Regions from separate parts of the Homo sapiens genome. Here region 2 is linked to region 1. Evidence: read pairs that join two places in POLR2A ChIA-PET (ENCODE). Cell type or tissue: OCI-LY7. All regions are shown on one strand.

What was found. ChIA-PET counts read pairs that join two places held together with the same protein. Peaks named below come from ENCODE experiments on the same cell type or tissue, not always from the same donor. Only the 100,000 strongest peaks of a DNase experiment are listed, where the experiment ranks them.
Region 2: POLR2A ChIA-PET joins it to region 1 with 11 read pairs; 2 of 35 experiments call an interaction of 5 or more read pairs at or near these places.

Annotation. Positions count from the first base shown.
Region 1 is chr10:96,759,657-96,762,156 of GRCh38, forward strand. No RefSeq gene overlaps it. Among named protein-coding and RNA genes, the nearest start is that of PIK3AP1, 40 kb to the left of the region's middle. In OCI-LY7, no CTCF peak of the experiment used is centred here; no DNase peak of the experiment used is centred here; H3K27ac peaks cover 115 bases.
Region 2 is chr10:96,702,275-96,704,774 of GRCh38, forward strand. All of the region lies in intron 2 of PIK3AP1 (phosphoinositide-3-kinase adaptor protein 1), which reads right to left. Among named protein-coding and RNA genes, the nearest start is that of PIK3AP1, 17 kb to the right of the region's middle. In OCI-LY7, no CTCF peak of the experiment used is centred here; a DNase peak (open chromatin) is centred at 1,347; H3K4me3 peaks cover 2,358 bases; H3K27ac peaks cover 2,500 bases.

The sequences.
Region 1 (2,500 bases):
TCAAAACCACAATGAGATACTGTCTCATCCAGTTAGAATGGTGATTATAAAAAAGTCAGGAAACAATAGATGCTGACGAGGCTGTGGAGAAATACAAGCGCTTTTACACTGTTGGTGTAAGTGTAAATTAGTTCAACCATTGTGGAAAACAGTGTGGCTATTCCTCAAGGATATAGAACCAGAAATACCATTTGACCCAGCAATCCCATTATTGGTTATATACCCAAAGGATTATAAATCATTCTACTATAAAGACACATGCACACGTATGTTTATCGCAGCGTTATTCACAATAGCAAAGACTTGGAATCAACCCAAATGCCCATCAATGATAGACTGGCTAAAGAAAATATGGCACATATACACCATGGAATACTACACAGCCATAAAAAAGAATTAGTTCATGTCCTTTGCAGGGACATGGATGAAGCTGGAAGCCATCATTCTCAGCAAATTAACACAGGAACAGAAAATCAAACACCACATGTTCTCACTCATAAGTGGGAGTTGAACAATGAGAACACATGGACACAGGGAGGGAAACATCACACACTGGGGCCTGTCAGAGGGTTGGGGGCAAGCGGAGGGAGAGCATTAGGACAAATACCTAATGCATGCGGGGCTTAAAACCTAGATGACAGGTTGATAGGTCTAGCAAACCACCATGGCACACGTATACCTATGCAACAAACCTGCACGTCCTGCAAATTGTATTCCAGAACTTAAAAAAAAAAGAAAAAAAAAACTCCACCACCACCACCACCACCACAACAACAAAAACGAAATCTCAATGGTACACAGATAATTTTTAGTCATTTCCCCTTGGCCATAATTTAGAACCATATACACAACTAATTGCCAGGGAGGCTTGGAAACAGAGTCTTTAGCTGATTAGTCATGTGCCTGGTTAAAATTTGGAGGTTCTATTACCAAAGAAAAACAGAATGACTCTTGGGGGGATATTTGGCAATCTCTGCCACACGGACTATACACAATATTCTTCACTTTGCTTATTTCATGTGTCCCTCTAAGTAAATAGAGAACAAATCTGGCTTAATAGCTGCCTAATATTTCATTGTATAGTTATATCATAATGTATTCAGGCCAGGCATGGTGGCTAACACCTGTAATCCCAGCACTATGGGAGGCCAAGGTGGGTAGATCACTTGAGGCCAGGAGTTAAAGACCAGCCTGGCCGACATGGCAAAACCCCGTCTCTACTAAAAATACAAAAATTAACTGGGCATGGTGGCGCATGCCTGTAATTCCAGCTACTCGAGAGGCTGAGGCAGGAGAATTGTTTGAACCCAGGAGGCAGAGGTTGCAGTAAGCCGAGATGGCACCACTGCAGTCCAGCCTGAGTGACAGAGTGAGACTCCATCTCAAGTAAAAAAAAAAAAAAAAAGGAGTATGGTATTTTCCCAGGAATAAATTAAAAAATAAATGTACATTAAATTTTCAACTTTCAATTATATTCCACTACTCTAATATAGTAGCTATTTTTAGTTTTTGAAATCTTATCTTCCAGTCTTTATCTCTATAACCCAAAGGTCGGCCTCCTGGTGATCCTAAATTCTCCAGCTCTCTAGGGATATTTGTTTTGTTTGATTTTGTTTCCCCCCCTCTCTCTCCCAAGGCTCTCTCTTGCACTTCTGACTCATGGTGTTCTTAGAACATTCTCTTGGGCCATCTCTTCTCTTGAAGTCTCTAGCCTCCTGTCCTTTTGCCCACCTTTCTTTCTCTGATCTCACCCTTCATCTCCACCATCTTCTCCCCATTTCTGCCCACCTCTGCTTGCTCCAGGAAATTAAAAACGTGTCTGTCTTTATTTTGAAGAGCAATGCTGTGTTACTTATCTCACTCTAACCCAGGCCAGATTGCTACAATACTCTAGACTGCTACAAACATGAGGGTCTTTGAAGTATTCAGCACAATTAAGAGAGCTCACTTTCTGAGGATTTCTGCCTCTAGCTTTTCAAAGGAACAACACGTTTTTCTCCCTGCTCCATATGTATAAATCTCACATAATTGTAATCACAGTTTATGTACATACATATTTGTGCTCTACTCTTTTTCATTTGGTGTTGTTTCATAAGTAGTTTCCTCGTTGTGAATCTTATCTTGTAAAATTGTATAATTCTGGCTGGGCATGGTGCCACACACCTGTAATCCCAGCTACTTGGGAGGCTGAGGCAGGAGAATCGCTTGAACCTGGGAGGTGGAGGTTGCAGCAAGCCAAGATCATGCCACTGCACTTCAGCCTGGGCAAAAAAGTGAGACTCTGTCTCAAAAAAAAAAAATTGTATAATTCAGTCCTGTAAAGGTGACTTAATTCACTTAATCATTTCTCTAGTGTTGCGCATTTAAGATATTTCTACTTTTGTTGGGGAAAATTTGTTGTAAAATATTTTTAAACAACTAAAATCTCTTTCTATCAATTATGTTCTGCTGGGCGCGGTGGCTTACGCCTATAACCCCAGCACTTTGGGAGGCCGAGGCG
Region 2 (2,500 bases), 57 kb before region 1:
AGGATCATGAGGTCAAGACATCGAGACCATCCTGGCCAACATGGTGAAACCCCATCTCTACTAAAAATACAAAAATTAGCTGGGCGTGTTGGCACGTGCCTGTAGTCCCAGCTACTCAGGAGGCTGAGGCAGGAGAATCGCTTGAACCGTGGAGGCAGAGGTTGCAGTGAGCCGAGATCACGCCACTGCACTCCAGCCTGATGACAGAGCAAGACTTCGTCTCAAAAAAAAAAAAAAAAGAATAAACTCTGAGCATCTAACGTACAGCATGGTGATTATAGTTAATAATACCACATTTTTTACTTGAAATTTGCTAAGACTAGACTTTAAGTGTTCTCACCACACACACACACACACACACACACACACACACAATGGTAACTATGTGTGCTGATGTATGTGTTAATTAATTTGATTGTGATAATCATTTCACAAAGTATATGTATAAAAAAATCACTTTGTACACTTTGAATATATACAATTTTTATTTGTCAAGTATACCTCAATAAAACTAGAAAATATTAATTAATTAATTAGTTAATTAACTTAGGAAAACATTTTGGAATCTATTTGATTAGCTGAAAGCATTTTTAAATATTCCTTTATTTTTCTTTTTCTTTGAGACAGGGTCTCGCTCTGTCTCCCAGGCTGGAGTGCAGTGCTGCAATCACAACTCACTGCAGCCTCAACTTCCAGGGCTCGAGCAATCTTCCCACCTCAGCCTCTCCGGTAGCTGGGATCACAGGCACATGCCACCACGTCCAGCTAATTTTTGTATTTTTTGTAGAGACAGGGTTTCCACCACATTGCCCAGGCTGGTCTTGAAATCCTGGCCTCAAGCAATCTGTTCCCCGCAGTCTCCCAAACTGTTAGAATTACAGTTGTGAGCCACTGCACCCAGCCCTTATTTTTTCTTTTAAACTGTAGTTTAATATTCAGACTAGAACATTAATATCAACAAAGGCAGGCCAGATGTAGATATATAGACATATCCCTCTAAATTTTTCCCATGGAAATCAAAGGCAAAATATATGATACTTGTGGGTACCATGAGAGCTTCTGAAACACAATGGGAATGGAGAGGGAGGGGCGAGGCAAAGAGAAAATAATGCATAAAAAGAAGCAGACAAGATCTCCACTGTAATACTATTAATAAATAATATTGGGAGAATTCGGTTTAATGCTTCCCTCCACCCTCAACACACACAAATGCACATCACACGAATGAGAACTTTTGCAAAAACACTCAATATCACCCACAGAGTCCTTTCCCACACAGTCTAACAGAATCTATTTTTATATTCCATTGAGATTTGAAGCAAAGAATAGAGCCCCAGTAAAAAGAGGAAATAATTTCTGTGCTGTACCTGGGGTTTTCTCACTTCCTTAATTTAAAATAATCTTCCAACAAGTCCAAAAAGTCAGATCAATAGTCCAGTCTTCTATGCACAGGTATATATCACTGCAAACGTTTTGGAACTAAACTGAATCAGTTAAAAAGGTTCTCGGGAATTTGCCATCTTCTTAGAAAACTTATAATGGTATATTACAGTGCTGGAGGCTGAAAGAAACCTTCCAAATTATCTGGTCCAACCCCATCATTTTACAGATGAAGAACTTGGAAAATAAACTGGCTGATCCAACACACTGAAGACTCCAATTAAAACATCTGCTTAATTTTAAGGTGGCTGACAAATTTGGAGAGTGGGGTGGGAAATAAAACCTCCAAAACATATTTTAGTAGTAATTTTGATCAAGGGGCTTATTAAATGAAGAAAGAGTAAAGATTGTGATCTCAGTAGCACCCCATCCCAACATCTAGAAACCTGAAAGATTAAAAACTGCCAGAGTGAACGCACCGAATCTATGAGCAGGGGCAAAGGAAGAGAACGCAGGAGCTCTACCCTGAAGTCTGATGGCCTAAGCACCAAATACTGGCCTAATTTTATATCTAACTGATGGGTGTCCAGGAGCTGCCCTGATGTGATGGTGCCTCCATTTCCGGAGAAGTGGAGATTAGAGAAAATACTTCCCATGCGACAGAGGTACATGACCATTGACCTGACAACAGAAAGGTGGCTTAGACCCCTTGTTTGTACTCAGTGGTACCTGGACCAGCAGCATCAGCATCACCTGTGAGCTTGTTAGAAATGCAGAATCTGGCTGGGTGCGGTGGCTCACGCCTGTAATCCCAACACTTTGTGAGGCTGAGGCAGGCAGATCACTTGAGGTCAGGAGTTCAAGACCAGCCTGGCCAACATGGTGAAACCCCATCACTACTAAAAATACAAAAATCAGCCAGGCATGGTGGTGCATGCCTGTAATTCCATCTACTTGGGAGGCTGAGGCAGGAGAATTGCTCGAACCCAGGGAGGCAGAGGTAGCAGTGAGCCGAGATTGCGCCACTGTATTCCAGCCTGGGTGACAGAGCGAGACTCTATCTCAAAAAGAAAAAAAAAAGAAAAAAGAAAAAAAAAGAAATGCAGGATCTTGGCCCCAC